Linked DNA regions of Mus musculus: regions 1 and 3 are each linked to region 2. A link is a loop called in an ENCODE intact Hi-C map of the cell type or tissue named here. Cell type or tissue: left cerebral cortex. All regions are shown on one strand.

Region 1 (8,000 bases), 75 kb after region 2:
TGCTGACAGCTGCGGCCCGCTGGAAAGACCCTGCACTTCCATGCCTTGTTTTTTCAGCAGTGACACTGCACTATGGAAACTTGAAATACAAAACTCTGTGGCTCCCTTAACCCCTTCCCCTAAATGCTTTTTCTGTCTCCACTTGCTGTGTGAATTGTCTGGAGTTTCACAACAAGGAGGAAGGAGAGAAGCTGGATTCTTGGGAGCCTCTGGCTGCCCAAGGCCCAGAGAGTTATCTTGCCAACTCACCAAATCCCTGTTCTCCAGAAATTGGGGGGACACAGGGCTGCCTCTTTGGACTCTGCTGAGCAACAATGGTTCAATGGAGCAAGTTGTCAAAATAAAGCCAAGGCTTTTTGTAACCTTGTAATTGCAGAAATCCTCCTGCCTTAGCTTCTTAATGATTGAGATCACTTTTGTATGTCACCATGTCCGTTCTTTTAGCCCCTTTATAGATATCCAGAGGATTATTCTCTCTCCTTGTGTTGTAGGGGGCACTGAGGTCTCTGTGCTCACAGTCAGCACTAGGGGAGCCTGGAATGTTAAACACAGTGTTGCTCCTTCAAGGGAAGGAATGTGTAACCTGTTATCTGTCCAGAAAGCTGTGAGCAGACATGGTTAATAAGTAGCCTGGTGACCTTTACATCATCTGTGTGACAGAGACCACACTGGACCCTCCCCCAGACCTTATTATAAGCCAGCTTCCCCCTCCCCCAGGCAATCTGTAGCACCGATCTTTACGAACTTTACAAGGAGGTTTGATGTAGTCACATCCGATCTGTATTTAGCTTATTTTGTATCTCTGAGAGATTTATGTATGCTTTGTTGTGCACACAGGATTGAGTTAATTAACACCAGGATAAGTTTTCACTAAATTGTGCAGTGCTTAAGTATACCTAAAATGAGCGGCTCGAGGTCAGACTCCAGAAGTCTGAGCAAACACTGGCTAGTGACGTTGAACCACACTACCTTCTCCCCGCCTGTGGATCACTACGCTGCTGGCTGAGGATTGCAGAGGCTCCCACACAGTATAAAATGCACCTGCATTCTTTTATACAGCTTCATAATACTTCTTCAGTCTGAAGAACCAAAATATGTTTGCTCTTTTCCTTTTGATGTGCAATGGGGTGGCTGGCAAACACTCATGGCGTGTACCTGATGCCACAGACCCACCCTCTGCTTCTTCACTTGCTCTGTATGAGAGAATTTACATCACTCAGGGCATGGGTTTTACATATGCTGTCTGCTTCACTCCACACAGCCTCAGCAGCCAATCCTCTTACCTAGGAGCAGGGGATGGAAGTGTCTGTCTGTCTGTCTGTCTTGATGCTGTCACAGACAGCCCACTGCCATAGCTATGAGAGGTGAGGCATAGCATGCTCCTATGGCTCTCATTTATGTCTCTGTTATAGTGGATGACACTGTCACATGCTGCAGAGCTCTCAGGCCTTCTTCAGGGGGGCTGCTGGACTAATTCTTTCTTCTTATCAATAAGGAGAGTTATGCCCATTATATGACTATTCTCCTCCTCTTCCTCTTCCTCCTTTTCCTCTTTGTCTCCTTCCTTCCTTTTCTCCCAGTTTGTTTAGGCCTAAAACTTTTTTTTCTTTTTCTTTTTTAGTTTTTCGAGACAGGGTTTCACTGTGTAGTCTTGGCTGTCCTAGAACTCCTCTTTAGACCAGGCTGTCTTTGAACCAGGAACTTTGAATCCCTGCCTCTGCCTCCAGCGTGTTGCGATAAAAGGCATGTGCCACTACTGCCCAGCTATAATTTTTTTATTTTGTGTTCATAGTGTTTGGACTGCATGTATGAGGGTGCAAGAGCCCTGGAACTGGAGTCATGGGCACTTGTGAGTTACCATGGGGGTGCCAGGAATTGAACCTGGGTCCTTGGGAAGAGTGACAAGTGCTCTTAACCACTGAGTCATTTCTCCAGCCCCCAAACACATTTTTAGTGGAGTGGAATTTAACCATTTCTTTTCTAATTTTTGCTCTACCCCACCACTTCAGTTATTTATAAAGAAAACTCCAAAGCTTTCTTTTAGCAATTTTACAGTTCCTATTTTATATTTAAAATACATTTATCCTTATATTTTATATTTAACTAGTTTGTAATTAATTATAAGATGTAAATTTGTTTACTTTTTAGAGGATAAATTTTTCTTTTTTATTAATTTTTAAGTTAGTATACAAAATAATGGGGTTTTAACATGTTTGACATATATATGTATATATATAATTAATTTTACTCATATGTGCCTGCCCTTGCCATTCCTTGTCCCCCTTCTTACTCTTGTTGGTTTCCTGCTTGGTCTTATGTGAGTGTGTGTGTGTGTGTGTGTGTGTGTTCCACACATGAGTGAGAGAATACACAGAACTCTATTCCTATAAGCTGGGAGGGCACAGGCCCTAGCGGGGAGCCTTGTACTGTTGTTTTGCTAAATGGTCATGCAGCAAACTGCCCTTGAATGTTTCCGTTTGTATCCACAGGTTTGGAGGAGCTGTCTCTCCTAGCGGTTAATGCAGAGGCTCAAAACTGGCCAAAGTGCTGAGAGTAAGTGACTGTCAGCCATAATCGGGCCATTTGCACACCCGCACAAATATCAGGGAAACCATGGAAGAGTTGGTGGCTGGGGGTGCTGTGGAGTTGACATGGCTGCTGCACTCCTAAGCTCGCTGCAGCTATGAGAACCTGCACACAACCACACTGCACATAAATAGAGACTCAGCATATGAGAGATTATCTTCTGTCTTTCTTCCTTGCTACCCTGTCTTATTTTTCCCTCCATTAGGTATTTCCTCCCTCCATATAGGTTCCTTCCTATTTCATATATATAGACATATGTGTACAATAAATGTTTTAATAATTATACACATAATTATAAATAGATATATCTCTGCATTTATAAATAGTGTCTAGAGTCCTTTTATGAGAGAAACATGATATTTGTCTAAATCTAGTTTATTTTGCTTCACACGATGATCTCCAGTTGCGGTTTCCTGAAAATGGTGTAATTTTGTTCTTTGCAGCTGAGGAAACACCCCACTGTGTTTACCCGCCACCTTTTCCTTATCCTTGCATCTGTAGATGGACATCTAGCCAGCTTCCATATCTTGGCCTCTGTGACTAGGGCTATAATAAACACGGGTGTGCTGGCATCTCTGAAGAGCGCTGACACGGAGTCCTTCTGGGTGGGCTCAGGAGTGGTGCAGCCGGGCCGCACAGTGGCTCTCTCCTGTTTGCTGAAGCTCTCCACACTGTCCAAAGCTTCATGAGTTTTGCTTTGCTGCCACCTGTATGTAGGATTCCACCCCCCCCCCCCCCCGCCCGACCCGTGGCAGCATTTGCTTCCTTTTCCTTTTCAGTTCTTTGAGGTAAGGTCTCAGTCTGTAGCCCAGGTTGGCCTCCAATTCATTGCAGTCCTCCTGCCTCAGCCTCCCTGGTGCTGGATCACAGGGGCAGGTCACCATGCCCAGCTTGTTATCCCAGGACAGCCATTCTGACTAGGATGAAAGAATCAGCGCAGCTTTGATTAGCTTGTCCCTGATGGCTAAGGATGTGGAACATTTTTCCATATATTCATTGGCCATTCTTGCCTCCTCTGAGAACTGTCCATTACTTCATCCACTGGGCCTGACTCTCTCCTTGAGCCAACTCAGGCAGTTTACTGCTGCTTCCCACAGAAATCCCACTAGTGAGGGAGTATGTCAGCCAACCCAATATGGTTCTCACAAGGCCCTGCTGCCTTCCAGATCCCGGAGTCTTTACCCCTCCAAACATTAGCTCTCCATGTTGAGACTTTGGTTTCTGTCTGATCATGGGGCATCTGGAAGCTTCTAGGGACCGCCATGAGATCTACCCTAATAAAGATGCTGGTGGAAGATTGGCCCTGTATGGACACAAAGTGGTACACCAACCAGCTTTGACCTCTCCCGACAGTGAAACCCTGCAGGCTCTTCACATAAGGCACACGTTCACCGCTGGTCTGAACTAGGGTAGACCCAACAGGGGTGCTCCAGTTGAGTACGCAGGTTTCTGTAAGTAGGATGGCTGTGGTCACCTATCTCTGAGTTTTACCCTCTGCCTGAAGTTGGGCAGGCCTCCCAGGAGCACGAGTCCCAGAGGGAAGTCCCTGAAGCAAGAAGACAGCTGATGGGGGGGGGGGTTCCCAAACTCTTCAAAAGAAGACAGCTGAGGGATGAGCAGAGGAGGGTGCAGGGAAGTCCAAACGGGGAGGCAGAAGGGGGAGGCCGGAAAGGGAGGGGCTTGCGCGGTTCATTCATGCTCTTTCCTCTTTTCAGTCCTTATCCCAGCAGTTGACTGAAAGACCACACCAGCCACCAGCTTCCTTCAGCTGTTCCCAGCTCTCAAACAAGCAGCTCCCCCCATGTTTTCATTGGTTGCCATGGGGAGATGAGCATGGATGTGAATCGGGAAATGCCTGGGGCTCACACATGGACAAGTGCCAGGGTATATTTTTAAGACATCAGGGGAAGCCCGTCACTAGGGAAGGAGAGCCTTCTTGCCTGATTAGCTGCCCAGCACCAGCTTTCCTTAAGGCCTAGTTTGCAAACAAAAAGTGGTAGAAATATGAACTTCTTGCTTTAATTCACTAAGTGTTTTAAGCAAAAAGTTATTTCAGTTTTTGGTTGGGTGCAACAAATGGTAGTGACCGGCACTGAAATGTTCACAACAATCCTCCTCAATCCTGACCAAGTGTTTGTGGCTTAGATCCTTTTAGCCCCATGAGAGCAATTAGCCTATAGTCACACCACTATAAAAACCGAAACCCCAGGGAGCAGAGTGTTGGAAGTGTTACTCCTGATGTCACAGGAGAAGAGAAAGCTTGGTCCCCAAGACTTGGCTTGTAACTATCCCAGATCCCTGTCTTCCTGGGATGCCCAGTAGTATTGAAACCCAGTGACCCATGTGGTGACTAGTTCAGGAAAACACCTCACAGGGACATCAAGTTTCATTTTCTTCACGGTGAAGAGACTGAGGTAGCAGAATAAACTCCATTTTGCTTTTAAGACTCCATTCTAAGTTAACTTGCCCTGAGAGAGGCATGGGCCCCACCCTTGAGGTCTGAGAAAAAGCATGAAATGTCCCTGGCAGTTGCAAAATAGACAAGCATCTGCAGCTGGCTGATAACACCAGAGTGGGCTAAGAAAACCTAAGTCGTTCCCAGGTCCAGGTGCTCCCTTTTGATGTGTGCTCCCTCCCTGCCATTTAACCAGGTGCTGTAAACCAGTTAGCTTAAAGGCCAGTGCTCCTTTACCCTCTCATGTAACACCGAGGCTTGGAAACCCCCACCTGTGTTTTTTTCCTGTGTAAACCCCTTTCCCCTAGACCTGGGGGCTGCCCTCCTATCTTGCTCCATCATCAGAAAGGTTTGTGGCCCAGGCTCAACAGCCTGAATAAAGACTCTCATGTACTTGCATCAGAGTTGTGGTTCCTGGTGGTCTCTTTGGGGTTTTTTGAGATCTGATGAACTGCTGGTAGCCACACTCCTGTCTGCTTCAAATCCCATAGCATCTAAACAAAGCATGAGGTAAGTGTGGTCCACCAAACGGCTCCTATTGGTATCTAGAGCTGAGCTTTGGTGGTTGTAAATGCTATCTTCTGTGTGAATGGGGCATTGTGGGTAACTAAGACACTTAAAATGAGGAAACAATCCTGGCTTATCTGGGTTCCTAAATGTAATCGCAAGTGTCCTTCTAAGAGCCAGGCAGAGGCTGGGGATGTCGCTCCATGTTAAAGTGCTTGCCTAAAATGTACAAGCCCCTGGATTCACACCACAAACAAACACAACAGACTGATAAGGGGGCTTGAGAAGCGATATGTAGCATGGCTGTGTGTGGACACAGGAGAGAAAGCTGGGAACCAAAGAATCTGAGAAGCACAGCTTAGATCTAGAAAAGATGAGGGAACTAAGTCTCCCTTGGGCCCTTGGCCCCCACCCAGGGGAAATTATTTCAGACTGTGGTCCTCTGGAACTGTTGGAAAGTTGGAGGTGGTTCATGTTCACAGGAAGATAATGAAGTAACTTTGCAGTGAGCTACAGCAGTGGTTTTCAAAGTGTGGACTGTGGGCCTGGAGCCTGGAGGCACCTGAAGCATTGCAGAGATGCAGGTGCTTAGGCCCACTCTAGAACCCTCAGAATAAGGACCTCTTAGAGGGTTCCGGGGCCTTTGTTTTAGCGAGCCCCTCACTGATTCTGATTTTGGGTATAGTACAATGGTTAGCAACAGCTAAACCTTCTGATCACCAGGGGAACTTGAAATGCTGCCCATGCTAGGGGACTTAGCACCTAGAACCCAGCCTAGACTATGTTATGGGGGTTACTGCTGTGGACTGCTGCCCTCCAGTTCAGCTGTGCAGACCTTTGGAAACCTAGAAAAGCTGGAGGCTGCAAAGGGAGGGAAAGGCCAGCTGGGCTTCTAGCTCCGGGGCTTACAGTCACATGCCCAGAGGGGCCCAAAGAAGCAGATATAATTAAAAGAATGAAGCAGGTGTGAGGCAGGTGCGAGGCAGGTGTGAGGCAGGTAAGAGGCAGGTGTGAGGCAGGTGCAAGGCAGGTGTGAGGCAGGTGTGAGGCAGGAGGAAATGGAGACTCTGGATGATCGGGAGCAGATTCTACACATGGTCGATGTGCCATCCCAAAAGGAGGGATCAGGACTACCAGGTCGGTCAGCATCCCAAGAGATTTGTTTTGAAAAGATGCCAGACATATATTAAAATATAAAACCATCCACATTTTAATCATTATCAATTAAAGCAATTTAACCCTGTTCTCTCCATGGTCCAAAGCATGAAGGCAGTCACCAGCAGTGACGAGCAGTGACCAGCAAGTCATCCAGGAGAAGTTCTCACAGATGGCTGACAGAAGCTTCCTTTGGGTGGGATAATTGTGTCTGTGTAGGCACATGGTTGACTCTCACTGGAATTTAGTTGAATGAATACATTCTCCCAGAGTATGTCTGTGGGACAGAGACTGCTCTGCCCATTTTACAGACAGGAATTTGAGGCTCACCCCAGTGAAGTCCACTCCCATCACAGCTCAGTTCATAACCATGATGGTCAGAGCTCAAACCCAGGACCCTTCACTGTGGGGGATGCTGTAAAGAGCAGGTACTGTTGTAGCTCTCGGAGAACTCTGTAATAGAGAGGTCTGGGACATGGGCATTGGTAACAGTCATGGGCAGTACTCATGGGCATTAGAAGCACTTAAGGAAGGCCAGTCACCAGCATCTTGTGTGTCACATGGAAGTCAGAGACTCTCAGTCTCCAAAGCAGTTCTGTTGCTTTGTGTGATTATGCACCAGAGGAAGGCAGGCCTGGGTATCCCGAAAGGTAATGGAGAGGGGTAGAGGGGGAGGTCAGGATAGCCAAAGGAGAGCCTTCCACCTCCCAGGGCAGACATGTTTTTATAGAGCTGGGGAGTGAGAAGGCCCCTGCTTCTATAGAGGTTTGGGATGGGGGTGGCAGATGCCTGAGACCTCCTAGAGAGCCCTGTAACTTAAGAACGCTCTCTGATATTATTATCGAGAGGAAATATGGGAAGCTAAATGAGAGGAGATGGCTTGCAAGTGCATTATGGGACATTAAACAATAGCTGATCAGCATCAGACACAGATAAATGACCTGTGATCTAGTGCCAAAAATCTGGACGGTCCCCAAATGGTGGTCTGGCTGACTTCCAGGCAGCAGGGTGTATATAGCTGGACATTGTATAGACCACAGAAGTAACAGCGAGGATTCCAGCACCCACACAGAATCACATCCTTCCGTGTGGCCACACTCTACTGTGACAGATTTGTGTCTATTCCTGATCTGGATTCTGAAATTTGGATCCACAATTGCTCTGGAGAGTTCCTGCTTGCCTTCCTGCCTGGCTGGGAAACGCTTTATGGAAGAGGAACATATGTCCATGTAGGCAGAGGGTAGGATGGCTCACGGGCCTGAAAAGGTTTGTGGAAGTTGCCTTGGTTACAAGGAGG
Region 2 (8,000 bases):
ACTGCACTGTTCAAATCCAGAGGGGCAAGATAAGAAGGATTCTCACTCTTCACCCCAACAAAAAGCCCCCAGTAAGTACGGTTATAGCCAGGAAGAGACAGGCAAGGGACAAAGAGAAGACCTAAAGCTAAGAAGACATACAAAAGTCACCAAAGGAGTTTTAAGTGTCTGGTAGAATAAGAGTAAGTGTATCATATAATACCCAACCCTTGGTTACAAATCCGTATGAACTTCGGTATCTACTGTCCTATACTATGTGCAACTTAAACAAAAAGCATATAAGGGACACCAAGAAGTGAAAAAAAAAAGTCTGAAGAAAGAAGGCCCAGTATCAGAGCCCAACTCAAATATGGCATCGAATGAGAGACTAAGAGCTTAGGCATTTAAAATAATAATTATCAAAATGGTATAGACACTGGGGCTAGGGAGATGACTCAGTGGGTAAAGGTACTTGTTGCTAAGTCTCACTATCTAAGTCTATCCCCAGAACCCACACCATAGAGAGAATCAACTTTAGCATGTTGCCCTCTGACTTCCACACATGTGTAACGACACGTGCATGCCCACATACATGTATATTCACACACAATATAAAAACAGACAAACGGGGCTGGTGAGATGGCTCAGTGGGTAAGAGCACTGACTGCTCTTCCGAAGGTCCAGAGTTCAAATCCCAGCAACCACATGGTGGCTCACAACCATCCGTAACAAGATCTGACTCCCTCTTCTGGAGTGTCTGAAGACAGCTACAGTGTATTTACATAAAATAATAAATAAATCTTTAAAAAAAAAAAAAAAAAAACAGACAAACAATGTTTTTTAAAAAGAACACTAGGGGCTGGAGAGATGGCTCAGCAGTAAAGGCTGCTTTCTCAGAGGACCCGACTTCCACTAACCATATCAGGCAGCTGCCGATAACTCCAGCTACCGGGGATCTGCAACTTCTGACCTCTGCAGGTGTGCCGTGTTTATACGCACATGCAGGCACATACACACTATACATAATTAAAAATAGAAAAATAGCTGGGTGGTGGTGGCGCACGCCTTTAATCCCAGCACTCGGGAGGCAAAGGCAGGTGGATTTCTGAGTTCGAGACCAGCCTGATCTACAGAGTGAGTTCCAGGACAGCCAGGGCTACACAGAGAAACCCTGTCTCATAAACCCAAAATAGATAAATCTCTAAACTCTAAAAGAAAACTAAAATGGTACAGATGCAAATGCAAAAGAGTTGGCTCGGTGGTTACGAGCACCGTCTGCTTTTCCAAAGATCTGAGTCCAATCCCCAGCACCCACATGAGAGCTCACAACTCTAACTGCAGTTCTAGGGGATTGGGCCCTCTCACACACACACAAGCAGGCAGAACATAAATGTACATAAAATAAAAATAAATAGATCACTAAAAACAGGGCAATGGAAACAATAAATGATTATCTAAGTGCCAGGCGTAAAGAATTCTTACACATGAAGCCTGTTACCTCAAAAGTAAAATGCTAATAAATTTGATATGAGCTAGGAATGGTGGTGCACACATATAATTCCAGGACTCAGGAAGGCTGAGGCAAGAGGATCAACAGTTTAACCTGCCTCAGCTTGGGCTATCTCAACAACAATAACAACAACAACAAGACATAATTAAATCCTGCATTAGAAAAGGGCTACAATTAATAATATTGAAAAGGAAAAAAAGAGATGCTTGTAACATATGCATGATTAACAAACATCCTTACTATATTCTAAAATAAGAACAGAAAAATAGGCAAAAGTTATGCACAGATTAATTCTTACAACTAGCACACAGTAAGCTCTCACTAAACACACGGAGAAGAAAGGAGGTAATGGTAGAAAAAAAAAGGTATGTGTATTTACGAATTTTAGTCTTCAATATCTCTAGTAATGAGAAAAATAAAATGCTCAGACTTTTTTTTCTTAGATTGGTGAAAGAAAAGAAAAATAAACCCGAGGAAACAATTATTGGTAAAACTAAAAACCGGCATGGTCTTTTGAAAGGAAATGTAGCATTATCTATTAAAACGTAAACATTCACATCTCTATTTTTTGGGGGGGGGGGGGTTGAGACAGGGTTTCTCTGTGTAGCCCTGCCTGTCCTGGAACTCACTCCATAGACCAGGCTGGCCTGGAACTCAGAAATCTGCTTGCCTCTGCCTCCCAAGTGCTGGGATTAAAGGTGTGCACCACCACTGCACAGCCACATCCTTCTTTCTAAGGGATTCTGTTTCCTCCATTACTCATCACAGAGGACTGTGCCTGTGAGTTTTGTGAAGCATGTATACAATCCTGGTCACAGTAACCTATCTTAAAAGGGCACGCAATCAGACACCAACCTACAAAGTAAGCCATATGAATCAAGCACAGAGACTGTTTAGTAGTATCTCTGCTTTGCTTTGAATCAAATATTTTCACGTGCACAGGCAACAGAAAACGGCTTCCGTGGTGCTCATGGCTGGTGAGCTCCTGGATGAGGACACGACTAGACAAAGGCATAAGGAAACAAGCAGCGGAATACATATACGGTGCACCAACCTTCACGTAGTCAACTGCCCTTGGAGAAAAATCACAGGCATAGGCAAAGAGATTCAAGTCTTCTTCTAAAAGTGGGAATAAACAGTTCCCAACCCCACAGCCAGCCTCCAACAAAGTCAATTTTTGACCTTCATACTGAGGAATGAGAACACAGAAGTTATAACACATTGCGTTTGCATAATAAACATACCAAGCTAAAATGTTCAGTAGGCACGAGATGTCTCTGACCTCAAGAGGCAGATACTAAACAACAGAGCTAGTGAGAAAAAGTTAAACACTGGCACCTCATTTATAATCATTCGACAATGGGCAGTTAGTTCAGTGTGAAAAATAAGGCAGCCACAGCACAGTGCATACACTCTGGGCTAACCTCCTCCTCAAATCCCAACTCCTCTTTTGCCCCTGGATTCCATCCTCGGGCAACTCACTTCTATAGCTCTGTGCCTCAATCGTTTTTCCTGCAAACAGGAACAACACGAATGCACTTCAGAGAGTTGCTATGAAGCTTAACTAAGGGAACAGATGCAAAATTCTTAGAAAACAGTACAGCAAATGTTCATTAACTACCAAGCAGCTTCAATCTGTCACTAAAGTGTAGTCTGAATATTTACTATTTCTAACCTTCACATCAGCTTTAACTAAGCAGAAAGCATTAGGGGGCTGGAGAGACGGCTCAGTGGTTAGGAGAACACATGTTCAATTCCCTGCATTCATATGGCCACCTACAACTGCCTGTAATTCCAGTTCTGGTGGCCCTGACACCCTCTTCTGACTTCCACAGACACTAGACATGCATATGGTACATAGATATACATGCAAGCAAAACACCCATATGCATAATAAAATAAACAAATCTAAAAAGAAAACCTTAAAGCTCTGTTTTCTATTAAACAGCCCAGACATTGCTAAACATACTTGAAACAAATCAGAACTCTCCATAGGTACATTCTGACAGACGTCCTAATTTTCTTTAGGGTAGCTCAGTCAGTAAAGTGCTTGCCACACAACCACTAGCACTCAGGTAAAAAACTGGACGTGGTGCCGCACAGTTGGAATCTCATTCTAGGAAGGCTCCCTGGGGATTACTGGCTATCTAGCCCAAGCTAATCTGTGTGCCCCAAGTCTACTGAGAGACCCTGTTTCAAAAAACAAGACAGCTCCTGAGAAACGGCACCTAAGGGTGCCATCTGGGAGCACTCTCTACATGTAACAAAGGACCTCTCTTCTAGGCATCATAAATGAAGATGGCTCGAGCCAGGAGAAACCCCAGCCTACCTCCCTACATGATCTCAACTCCTCAAACTCTCTGGTGGTCCAGTGTCTGTCCTTGAAAAAATTGGTACTGTTTCTTTTATAAAAAAGGTCCCAGTTCTTCTGAGCCTCTTTTTCCAGTTTTTGCTGTTTAAAAGCAGACACCAAAGCTTGGTCTCTTTTCAGTTTCTCCTCTTCTTCAGTGCTAAGAATCCTTGCTTGCAGTCCTTTCCTTTGGAAAGAAGCCATTGTAGTTGCCGGAAACACATTCAATGCTGCTATAGGTCCTCTGTTCTTCAACCATCTGAACAAACGATGCTGAGATTGTAGACACTGGAGTTTCTCTGATGCAGTTTCCCCAGGTGACTTTCCAGCTCCAACAGGATACGATGCTACTTAGGAAAGAGAAAGGGGGGGAGGGGGTTGACTGATTGATTCTGACTAGTGATTCTCTAACAACCTGCCTGCTTCTCTCCCCATCCTGTTCATCTGAGCCAGGGGCTGTCCCTGAAGCCCAGCCTGTCCCTTGAATGTACTTCCTCTTGCCTCATCCTCCCAACTCGGGTGACCAGGGCCTCATCAAGCTAGATCGTTCTTTATTATTTCTAGAGCTTGGATTCTAAACGAGTCCAAGACTCGGGGAGAGGTTCCCGGAGGGCTCTTTAAGGCTCCGGGGTCAATTCACTTAACACTCCCGAGATGCTGACTCTGCCCAACACCCTGCCGGGGTCTGGAGAGGTCATAAAGACCAAGACAGTCTCTACTGCATAGAGCTTACTACACTCAGAGACCAGAACTCTCACGGACCGGACTCCCAATTCAAATCAGATGAGCCAAGTACTACAAGAAATAGGTTTACTTAGGGCAAAGGGACGCATCCACGAGTTGACTGAGAAAATGTGAGAAAAAAAAATTCTCATCAACGTTCAGTGCCCGTGGGAAACGTGACTTCAAAACAACGGCAACAACCGCCCTAACCGAAAGCGGGTAGACGATTGCCTAACAGACACGGGATCGCGGGGGGGCTAAGGAGGTGACGGAGCTGATCCGGAGAGGCCGGGGTTTCTGATCGTACCCATAAACTGAAGGAAGCGTCGTCGGCCAGGAGAACTGAAATCCTCTCATCGCAACCATGGAGCGAAGTAGGGGGAAGGGTGACTGAGGTCCCGAGAACCGTCATCGCTCTCTGAACCCTCGGATAAAGCAGGCCGCTAGGGTCTCGGGCATGTCCAGGGACACTCATACCTACATTCAAACTCGCGTCCACTCAGTTCCCCACGCTCTGAGCTCCCAGGGTCCCCAGCAAAGAACAGGTCAGGGCGCACTCACCCGTCAGTCAAGCCCAGGCGTCGGCAGCAGAATCTTCTAGCTGACCTGGGCTCCTCCTTAGACCAGAAAACTGTGGGCTGCAGCAGTCCCGGAGAACTCTCTCTCCATGGCACTGCCCCCGCTATTTCCGTTGGGGAGACGGAAGTCCCTCCCCAATGCCGGAAGTGCAGCGGCCTTACTTCCGCAGAGTCTCTCGAGACGCGGAGTAGATTGGTTTCCGGCCCCGGGTGGGCGCGGACTTGGTTCAGTGCGCGCTCCGGAGCGGTGTCCCGGGAGCGCGGTCCTGCGGGCCGCTTGCGCGGGGATCCGGGGGGACTGCGGCCGCGCGAGGAGAGCTCCAATCCGGGTGCCGGGCAAGTGCAAGGCCATGAACGGCACGGCGAACCCGCTGCTGGACCGGGAGGAACACTGTCTGCGGCTAGGGGAAAGCTTCGAGAAGCGGCCGCGGGCCTCCTTCCACACGATTCGCTGTGAGTGAGCGCCCCTCCAGGTTCACTTGGGGCTCCCTGGCCGCCACGTGCAAGCCCAGACTCCCCTGGCTAATCCCGGCTCGAAAGCGTCGCTTTCCTTACCTCTCATCCCTTAGCCTCTGGAACTTCGATCTGCTCTTTTACTTTGAAATCTCTTCTCCCAAACCAAACCTCTGATTGCTGCCAACTATTCTTTTACTTTACAGTCTCAAATACCACTTCAGAAAGTCATAGCCCCTTTATTTCAAATTCCCCTTCCCAGCCCTTAAGCCAAACTTTTCTCCTTTAGTAGCGATGCCCATTTCTCCTCCCTTGTGTCCCCGTTCTCTTTGTCGAATTCTTCCATCAGGGCTCTTGCCCTGGAAAAGTCTTCCGTTTGCTACGAGTGTCGTTTACTTCATTCCTTCCCTTGCTCCTTTCCCCTTGCTCTTGGTCTCCTCCACAGCCAGGGAACCTGCATTCTTCGTGCCACCCATAAGGTTTCTTCTTCCTCTCTGCTTATGACACTGATTTTGTTGTTGTTGCTGTTCGAGACAGTCTTACTAGTGATGCTGGCCTAGAAATTACTATATAATTCAGGCCAGCGCTGAACATGCTGCAGTCCTCCTACCTCAGCTTCTGTGGTGCTGAAAATATGGACCTGATCCACCATACCTAGCTAGATTAATGTCACCTACTTCACCTTAACTTCTGGGCCAACTCACTTGTGGGTGAAGAATAAAATTAGAGTTTGTGCATCTGGCATAAATTAAAGCCTGATCTATGTTTGGAAAATGAAGAAGGCAGCATAAGGAATGTGGAAAGAGTCATTATGTTGGGCCCTTTCCTACGTGATTATAGACTCTGAAAGGGGTATTGCCACTGTGTGTCCTGAGTCAGGACATGGCTGACCAAACCAAGCACATCCCTGTGAATCACAGGCGTCGGGTTTCCGGTAGCGTTAGTGTGGGTTAAGACCTGCTTTGTCATGGGAGCTAATCGATGTGACTCAACACACAGGCAGGGGGGTGTGTTAGATATTAAAGTCCCATCTCTGTGTGGCCTCTTGTCACATAGCTGCATCTGTGCTTTGCACCCACAGCAGACTCAGCTGTTGCAGAGAGACAGTACTGGGGAAACGATAAGATTGTCATTTCCCAGTTGACTAATTTGTTCCTCCACAGAAGAGCAGTGTAAGTTTAAGTGCAATTCTGCACATGTGCTCCTGGCCTGCAGTTTGAGTCAGGTGCGAAGTAAAATGGCTGTTCCTATTGTGTAAGTGTAATTTGCAAGAATAAGCAGGGTAATTTCTGGAGTTCGCCAGTCTGCTTCTGAACATAGCCAGACTTTTTTCCCCCACCAAAATGAGAACTTGAATGTGGCATGTTCTATTTTAGAACATTTCTGTGCAAAAAGAGGCCAACCTCATGTGGCCTGCTGTGTCTTATGTAGGATTTATAGTTAAGAATGTCTGCTGAAAGCAGGCAGAGGTGTTGCACGCCATCCCAGCACTTGGGAGGCAGAGGCAGGCAGATTTCTAAGTTCGAGGTCAGCCTGGTCTATGAGTTCCAGGACAGCCAGGGCTATACAGAGAAATCCCTGTCTCGAACCCTCCTCCCCCCCCCCCCAAAAAAAGAATGTTTGCTGTGTTGCTTTTATACACACAGTTTTTATATACACAGTTCTGGTATTACCTTATTATGGATGGTGAGATGTTAATTGTGTGCCTGACACTTGGAAGAAGGGATTGTCTTACATTAACATAAGAGAGTGTAAGTTTCAGAGAGTATATAAGTTTCAGCTCCCTGTACTAAATGATGGTATAGTTGAAGGCAGCGTATATAGAGGTGTTTCTGAGTTGATAACTATTGGGTGAGAGCATTTGGGGCTCATTATTACCGTGAATGAAGCATATGAAGTTTTCTATGACAAAGTCTTTTAGAATTGTAAATGAGAGGGCTGGGGAGTTGGTTCAGTCTGTGAAGTACTTGATATGAAAATATGAATATCCGGGTTGGAATCCACATAAAGGAGCCACAGGATAAACAGTTCCTATCTCAGTGCCAGAAATATTGAGACAGAAGGATTACTGGGGACCCACCGGCCAGCTGGCCTTGCCTGTTCAGTGAGTTCCAGGCTAATGAGAGACCCTGGTCAAAAAAACCAAGACAAATAGTACTTAAGAGATTATCTAAAGCTGTCTTCCATAGGTACCTGCAGATATTTGTACACATGTACCTGTGCATATACAGGCACATAAAGGCATTCTCAACTGCTTTTATTTAATCTGAAATTAAAATGCCCAAGAAGTCTTCATTTTCAGCCACCCAGTGGGAAATATCCATTGTTTCCTTTTAGACGATTTTAAGCCAGCATCAATAGACACTTCCTGTGAAGGAGAACTCCAGGTTGGCAAAGGAGATGAAGT
Region 3 (8,000 bases), 110 kb after region 2:
TCAGTTCTCAGTACCACCTTGTCTGAATGAATCAATCTTTTGTCACTATGACCAACTACTTAAAGGAGGGAAGATTTTTGGTTCATGGTTTCAGCCCGTGGTTGGTTGTCGCCATGGCTTTGAGGCCCATTGGAAGGTTGAAATGTCATGGAAGGAGGGCGGGTGGGGAAGCAGCTGCAGTCGTGGCAGTCAGGGAGCAGAAGAGAGGATGGATACGCACCAACAGGCGTCATTCTCTCTCTGAGAAGCTTTTAAAAGGGATTCAAAATTGCACTTATGTGTGTGTGCGCGCGCGCACACACATGAGCATGCATGCTACAGTGTGTGTGAGGGCAGAGAGCAGCTCGCAGGAGTTGGTTGTCTCTGTCTCCCATGTGGGTTCCAGGGCTCAAGCGCGTCAGGTGCGATAGGACACGCCTGTCCCAGCTGAGCCGGTGTCCTTTATTCCTCCCAGCCTATGTGACAGTGCCACCCACACTCAGGGTGAGTTTTCTTCCCTTCATTAATACTCTCTGAAATATTCTCGCTCACACAGACAGCCAAAATGTTTTTTAGAAACATTACAAACATTTACTCATCTTTTACTAAACATCTCTCCATTCAATCCAATCAAGTTGACAAGATTGATCATCACAATTAACAAGTTAAAAAAAACCCAAAAAAACAAAAAAACAAAACAAACAAACCCTGAGTACAAAGAATCACCAAAAAAAAAAAAAAAAAAAAAAAAAAAGAACAAAACAAAAAACCAACAACCTGTGTGAGAGGAGCAGGGTGGCAGGGTGGGGGAAGGGTGGCGAAGCTGATGGAGACTGTGGACACAGGAATGGTAGAACAGGCTTTTGTTTTTTTGGGTTTTTTTTTGGTTGTTGTTGTTGTTTTGTAAAAATGAATATTGTAGGCATAAAATCCAGAAGTTAGCCCTCAAATGTGACAGAAATATTTATTATCACAAATGAACTTAAAATTTGAACTCTATTTTGCCAAGATAGAAACCTAAACTTCAGTTTACTGGGGGCCTCGCCTCCCTCAGCCTCTGTCCCTAGCACTGAGGGGTTTATCAATACCCAGGCATTAGGGCAGGTTTCTGGTCCTTAGAAGATAAGTCCTCAGCCGAGCGTGGTGGCACACGCCTTTAATCCCAGCACTTGGGAGGCAGAAGCAGGCAAATTTCTGAGTTCGAGGCCAACCTGGTCTACAGAGTGAGTTCCAGGATAGCCAGGGCTACACAGAGAAACCCTGTTTCGAAAAAACCAAACCAAACCAAACAAACAAATAAAAAAACCAACCAAACAAACAAAGATGACAGGTCCTCTATCACCTGTGTACTTGTTTAAAAATCTGCTGTGGTTTCCGGGATATATGTCTCCTGAGTTTCTTCCTCCCCGGGATAGTGCTACTCTGTTGCTGTTTGCCTGGTGTAAGTCACCATGGAGCTGACCAAACAGGGGCAAGAGGATGCAGGTCTAGAGGATGGGGGAGGTGACCTGGGTCACACAGGTGCTCACCAACATGGAGTGATGGGAGTTAACTTACCATGACTACTGTGTCCCAGAGATGCTACAGTGTAACAGAGGCGCTAGAAGGGAGGCAGCTTTGCAGAAGTACTGTGGATAGAATGGGTGTGGGTACACAACGCACTACTGCAAGAATAGCAGGAGCTAAGCTGGAGCTGGGGAGAGACCATACCCAGGCCGCCATCAGGAACACTTGGGGACCGAGAGAATAAGTCTTGGGAGAAGAAAACCACATGGCTGGAGATTAACCACACCACAGAGCCAGCTCCAATGACAGTAGGAAAGAAACGATGGATCTTGCACCTCTGTGGGCTATTTCTATGCTATGGGGCAACCTTGCAAGCTTCCCTTCCTACTCTGAAACTGGAGACATTGGAATTTCTAGGTGTGTCTTCCTTTGCTCCTTAACTGGAGGGGTAGTGCACCATCCAAATTTGCTGTGGGGTTTGTTGACCAGGTATCCTTTTTTTTTTTTTCTGGATAGAAAGGCCTTGAGGAGGAGGGAAGATGGAAGATTGTCCAGTGGAAGTCTCATGTAGAGGCAGTGGTGCCTATCAGAGCTGAATCCCTGGCGGTCTTTAGTGTTCTCTCTCGGGCAGGGCAAGGTAGGCCATCAGCTGCTCTCTTCCTCATGATTCAGTTTTAGCTTAGCACCTTCAACCTCCCTCAGCATGAACTCCACCCCTTCTACATCAGGCAGGGCAGGTTTCTCGGCTTTCTGCCAAATCCCCAACTAGAGTTTAACTGGTTTTCAGGCATCTAAATACACTCATATGGTGCTCTAGGGTAGTCTAAGTTTGCATGTATTTCAGGACCTTCTTCATAGCAATGCAGTATTTCCCACACTTAAAAATTACCCAGCTCTTGGGAGGTGGAGGCAGGATTGTGAGTTTGAAGCCAGCCTGAACTACATACTGAGTTCCAGGACAGCTTGGCTAATGGCTGGCAGGGTCTTGCCAAAGCCATTAGGGATGGAAGGGTAAGTAATTATCTTCACTGTTGATTTGTTTTTCCTTTAGTGTGCAAGGGTTATCGTTTCCTTGTAATGGACTTGAGATTTTTCCCTAAGGGGAGGACAAATCTACTGACTTCATTTAATGTCCACAGAACCGCTTTTTACTATGAGCTCTCATACAACTCTTATTTAGCGAACCCCTGCAGACACGGTGACCCACTTTCCTGAAAATATCTACTGTATTTGGGAGGAAGAACCACTTACTTCAAAAATAAACCACTGTGCTTCACCCTGAATCACTGTTAGTTTCCATCTTGTGTTCTCTGCTAAGGGCCCACCTTTCCTAACGACAGTGCATTCATTCTGTATGCCAGGCAAGGCGCTATGGCTTTGGGTAGCTTTTGGGCTCCCCAAATAACCCCATGAAATATGACCAAGCACATCAGTAAAGAAACTGACCTAAGAGATAACATTTGAGTTATTACCAGGACTGTGTAAGCATGGATGTTATTCAGCTATAAGATGAAAATACTTAAGGCTTTGTCTTTGAGACAGGGTCTTGATATGTAGCGCTGGCTGACCTGTAAACCAAGACTCGGTCTCAGAGAAGTCTGCCTGCCTCTGCTTCCCTGGGTGCAGATGGAAGGGGTGTGCTACCATGCTAAACATTATTTATGATTTTGATCATTAACAAACCGATTCATATTAAAGGAGCTTTGGTTTTTGAGACAAAGGGTCTTACTGTGTAGTTCAGGCCAACCTCAAATTTAAGACTCTAATGGTCTATCCTCCTGAGTCCTGGGATTACGATACATACAACTAGAGAGAATTTCTCATATTTCACCCTTCTGAGAAGTAACTCCTATGATAAAACTAACTACAAGGTTGTTTTACAAAATAAGCTGGGAGTAGATGATCAGGTATGGCGTTCTTGGATTGATCTGGGCTGACCTCTGCTGGCCACACTATTAACCAGCCAACATTTTTTTCTTCTTATAAGGATAACACAGTTAGAAAAGGGGGCATTTATCCCTAATAATATCTAGCTAGAGTAATACAGTTCAACTTAAAAATATTAAGCCCGCCACATAATCTGTGTCAAAACTTTGTATTACATTTGGCCGTCAGGCAGGTGTCCATGGGCGGAGGCAATTACCGAGATCATGTGGGCTATCTAAGTTAAATGCTCCTCTGCGATTCCTCCTGCGCAGTTTGGGCTTGGATCAGGGCCCTGTGAGAGCCGTACACTGCTCACTGCAAAACTCTTCCGGGTTCTCATCTAGAGCTAGAAACTTCCCACACAGAGGTGGTCTCTTATGCTACAACTCAGCCAATGCAGACAAATCTAGTGTAATGTTTATATGCTGAATTTTGATATAAAGCCTTGTGCTCTGATTCATGAAAAAAATGCAAAAATAACAGGTACATCCACTTCTAATATTTTAGTTCTAGTCGTCGTCGTCGTCGTCTTTGTTGTTATGATTGAGTGCCTGCGTTTATCTATGTGTACAATGGGTATGCCTGGTTCCTGGAAGGCCAGCAGAGGGCAGTGGATCCCCTGAACTGGAGTTAGAGGCAGTTGTGAGCCTCTATGTGGGGGCTGGGAACTCAACTGGGAGAAATTACCTCTGAGCCATCTCTCCAGCCTCCTATTCTAATATCTTAAAATACAGTTCTGATTTTTTAAAAATGTTTACTTTTAGCTAGAAAGATAGGTTAAAAAAATAAGACTCTTTGCTTAGCATGTACAAAGCCTTAGATTCAATTCCCAGCAACTGCAAAAACACTTTCAATATTTTCTTTTTGTTGTTGTTGGGCATTTATTGATTGATTGATCTATCTATCTTTGTTTTTTTGTTGTTGTTGTTTTGTTTTGTTTTGTTTTCCGAGACAGGGTTCTTCTGTATAGCTCTGGCTGTCCTGGAACTTGCTCTGTAGACCAGGCTGGCCTTGAACTCACAAAGATCTGGCTATCTGCATCCTGAGTGCTAGGATTAAAATCATATGCCACCACTACCTGACTCACTTTTAATATTTCCCAGGAGACAAAAACGACATAAAAATACTTCCATTACTATGTTGCATTAAGTGAAACCCGGGTTAAAATCCTGAAGTTCCAAGCAATATTGCTTGTCGTTTTCCCATAGTTGTGTAAACCCAGTTTGGGTGCACAACCTTATGCCACAACTCTGTCTTTAAAAACTTTTACTTGTGTGTGAGTGCATGCACATATGTGGGTGTGGGTGTGTGCTACAGCCAAAGTGTAGAGTTCAGAGGTCAACTTTGTAGTCTTGGTTCCCCCTTATCTACATTTCTGTAGGTTTTAAGAGATCAGGCTCTGCAAGAGCGCTTTTACACTCTAAATCATTTGCCTGATTTCTTTCTCTTCAATTATTTATTTCTCTATTTATTGGTGGTGCTAAGGATATTAAACTCAGGCTTGGAGTGTTCAAGACAAGTGACCTACTTGAGCCAAATCTCCAGCCTCACTTTTTTATTTTTTATTTTTTTTTGGGGGACAGTCTCTCCATAAGCAGCTCAGCTCACCTTGAGCTCTCAGTGTAACTCAAGCTGGTGAGGGAAACTTTTTAGCTCCCTTATAATTGTAAGGCAACACTATCATTGTGTGGCCTGTCAATGACCAAAATTTTCTTACACAACACATGATAATAAACCATGGATGACTTCCTGGGTCTCAGTGTGGTATGCCTACACGAAGTAGCTAATCTACAGGGGTTAGTATGGAGGTGGTGTGACTTCTCTGGATCAGTGAGTCCTTTCCAGGAAAAACATTCAAGTATATATAGGGCAAGTTCCACAACAACTGAGATTAGACCCAAGTCTTCAAAAATAAAATACAGAATAGACTGAGTTTACACTCTGCGGCAGAGAGGTGCTCTCGGGATGCTGGATGCTGCATCATTTATACAGCTTTTATGTCTTTCTCCAATGCTGGTATTTGGCTATTTATGTGGTAGGATACTGTTAGTCAATCTCCATTCCTTGACAAAGTACTGGGGAAAATCAATTTAAAAGGAAGAAATATTTATTTTGGTTAATAGCCTTTAAGCTTCATTTTATTTTAAATTGTGTGTATATTTGCAACTGTGTGCAGGTGTACGCATGAGAATGTAGCCAAAGGAAGCTGAAGGCATTAAATCCCTCCCCCCCCCCCCAGTCCCTGGAGTTGCAATTACAGGCAGTTGTGAATCACTCACTGTTGCTAAGAACCAAACTCACATCTTCTGCAAGAGTAGTTTGTGCTCTTAACTGTGGAGTCGTCTCTGCAGCCCTCGCTCAGTGGTGGACGTGCCAGTCCATGGTCACTTCGCCCTTTTGTCCATCATGACAGGGGCTCATGAAAGGGCTTGCTCAGCCCAGGGGATGTGGGCTTGAGGAGTGGCATCACGCTGGGAGCTAGTCCCCAGTGACCTCACTCCACCGTCCAAAGTGCCAGGAGCTTCTGACCAAGCCTTTACCACATACCACAAGCCTTTAGATCCAAAATCATGGGGGCTTAGTGGTTAAGAGCGTTGTCTGCTCTTTAAGAGAACCCGGGTTCAATTTCCTGCATGGCAGCTCACCACTGTCTGTAACTTCAGTTCCAGGGGATCTGACACACTCACACTTGAATATACGCACGCAGAACATCAATGCACAATAAAAAACAAAACAAAACCAAAGTTATAACAAATGTCTGGCTTTAGTCAATTTCTTTACTATAAAATACAATTTAAAGTGTATTTTTAAATACAATTTTAGCACTATGGTAATTTTGCTATGAAAAGTAAATTCTACCTTGCGGGAAAGAGAAAATTCCTCATAACCATCAAGTAGTTTATTCACATGTTAGAACGGGTGAGCCAGTGAAAATCCTAGAGGAAAAAAAGACAGCATTGAGGCAGAAGCAATGGCCACATTACACTGTATCCTCACTGTAATCACTTTAAGGACTATACAATATATAGAAGAACTATACAATGGTGGTGAAAGAAGGTTTGTGTTTGGTCTAGTCAAAAAGAGCTGAAAAGTAATTAGTGAGACCAGTTCACTAAGACTGCCTTCCCCACTAGGCCCAGACGCAGGTTACTAGAGAGACTTAGATATTCCTGCAGAAAGCGGGAAGCAGCCAGCCACTGTGACTCAATGGTGAACACTGACAGACAAACATTCAATAAAAGAATAACAGCTTGGAGATGAAACTATGTTAGAATCCCATTGGAACAAAGATAAAAAATGTTAAAGTATTTCATATAGGGATAATCCTACAGAATTACAAATGGCAGTGATAATTTCTACTTCTCCAAAATATGCAAATGCAGTTCATAGGAAGCTGTAGATCAGATGTTGAAGCAGATATTTAAGGGACTGGGAGGATCCCTGCCAATGCCACCGCTCGTTCCCTCCCGACCTACTCTGTCTGTCTGCATGGCTGGCAGGTGCTATGCTGAGCATCTTTTCTCTGCTCTCATGTAAATTCCGAGGTCTCCCATGTCTGCCTGTACACAAGCAGACTCTCAGCAGAATTCTATATATCTGACAGTTTCCAAATTCGTTGCTGTATATTTTATTGATTGCTCAAGTATCTGCTCATAAGAACCAAGAGAGAGGGACTAGAAAGATGGCTTTGTGGACAAAGTGCTTGCTGGCAAGCATAAGGATTGGGGTTCAGACTCCTGGCACCCCAATATAAACACATGTGACCTCAGAGCTTGGGAGGGGAAGTTGAGGTTCCCTCTGGGGTGAGTTCTGGGTTTAGGAAGAGATCCTGGCTCAGTAAATGAGAAAGTGAAAGACAATTGAGGCAGACATCTGATTTCAGCTTCTGGCTTACGTACTCACTGCACACATGTTCACCCACATATGTGAACACACGTGCTCATAGACCACATATATACACACATGCTGGGGCGGGGACGAATAATTGAGTAGATTTCCGCTCTGAAGAGTAGACTCATGGAAGACAGGTATGTAAGCACAAGCAGGCAGAAGGTCCACAGTACACAGATTAAAAATGAAAATCAGCGTACTCTAAGATGGAAGGCGACATCACATGGCACACTTTGACATTTATCTCACTACTGTGGCTACTGCATCAATACCCATTAGAGGTTACAGGGACTAAGTTGACTGCAATTGCATAGATCCATTGGCTGCACACACCACTGGCTGCACACACCACTGGCTGCACTCACCACTGGCTGCACTCACCACTGGCTGCACACACCACTGGCTGCACTCACCACTGGCTGCACTCACCACTGGCTGCACTCACCACTGGCTGCACATATCACTGGCTGCACTCACCACTGGCTGCACTCACCACTGGCTGCACTCACCACTGGCTGCACTCACCACTGGCTGCACTCACCACTGGCTGCACTCACCACTGGCTGCACACACCACTGGCTGCACTCACCACTGGCTGCACACACCACTGGCTGCACACACCACTGGCTGCAGATTCATCTACACAGTGCTCACTGTACTTGGTTTTCCTACAGCTCCTCCAACTGGCCGGCTGCCTC

What was found. Peaks named below come from ENCODE experiments on the same cell type or tissue, not always from the same donor. Only the 100,000 strongest peaks of a DNase experiment are listed, where the experiment ranks them.
Region 1: it touches region 2 in a loop (1.9-fold over the local background); 2 of 42 quality-filtered maps call a loop at or near these places.
Region 3: a loop joins it to region 2, with 2.1 times the contacts of the local background. A loop is called at or near these places in 4 of 42 quality-filtered maps.

Annotation. Positions count from the first base shown.
Region 1 is chr14:31,565,073-31,573,072 of GRCm38, forward strand. All of the region lies in intron 1 of Colq (collagen-like tail subunit (single strand of homotrimer) of asymmetric acetylcholinesterase), which reads right to left. Among named protein-coding and RNA genes, the nearest start is that of Colq, 8.3 kb to the right of the region's middle. In left cerebral cortex, no CTCF peak of the experiment used is centred here; DNase peaks (open chromatin) are centred at 4,427, 6,908 and 7,921.
Region 2 is chr14:31,489,779-31,497,778 of GRCm38, forward strand. It overlaps Mettl6 (methyltransferase like 6), which reads right to left and starts at 5,262. Exons shown (of 6, transcript NM_025907.4): 1 at 5,124-5,262; 2 at 3,819-4,186; 3 at 2,544-2,678. The coding sequence starts at 4,043. Eaf1 (ELL associated factor 1) reads left to right here and starts at 5,301. Exons shown (of 6, transcript NM_028932.4): 1 at 5,301-5,593; 2 at 7,931-8,000. The coding sequence starts at 5,491. In left cerebral cortex, no CTCF peak of the experiment used is centred here; DNase peaks (open chromatin) are centred at 4,521, 4,826, 5,301 and 6,790; H3K4me3 peaks cover 2,645 bases; H3K27ac peaks cover 1,388 bases.
Region 3 is chr14:31,601,697-31,609,696 of GRCm38, forward strand. Hacl1 (2-hydroxyacyl-CoA lyase 1) reads right to left here. Exons shown (of 17, transcript NM_019975.3): 17 at 5,530-6,347. The coding sequence ends at 6,315. Among named protein-coding and RNA genes, the nearest start is that of Colq, 28 kb to the left of the region's middle. In left cerebral cortex, CTCF peaks have their summits at 3,426 (motif pointing left) and 4,022 (motif pointing right); a DNase peak (open chromatin) is centred at 3,441.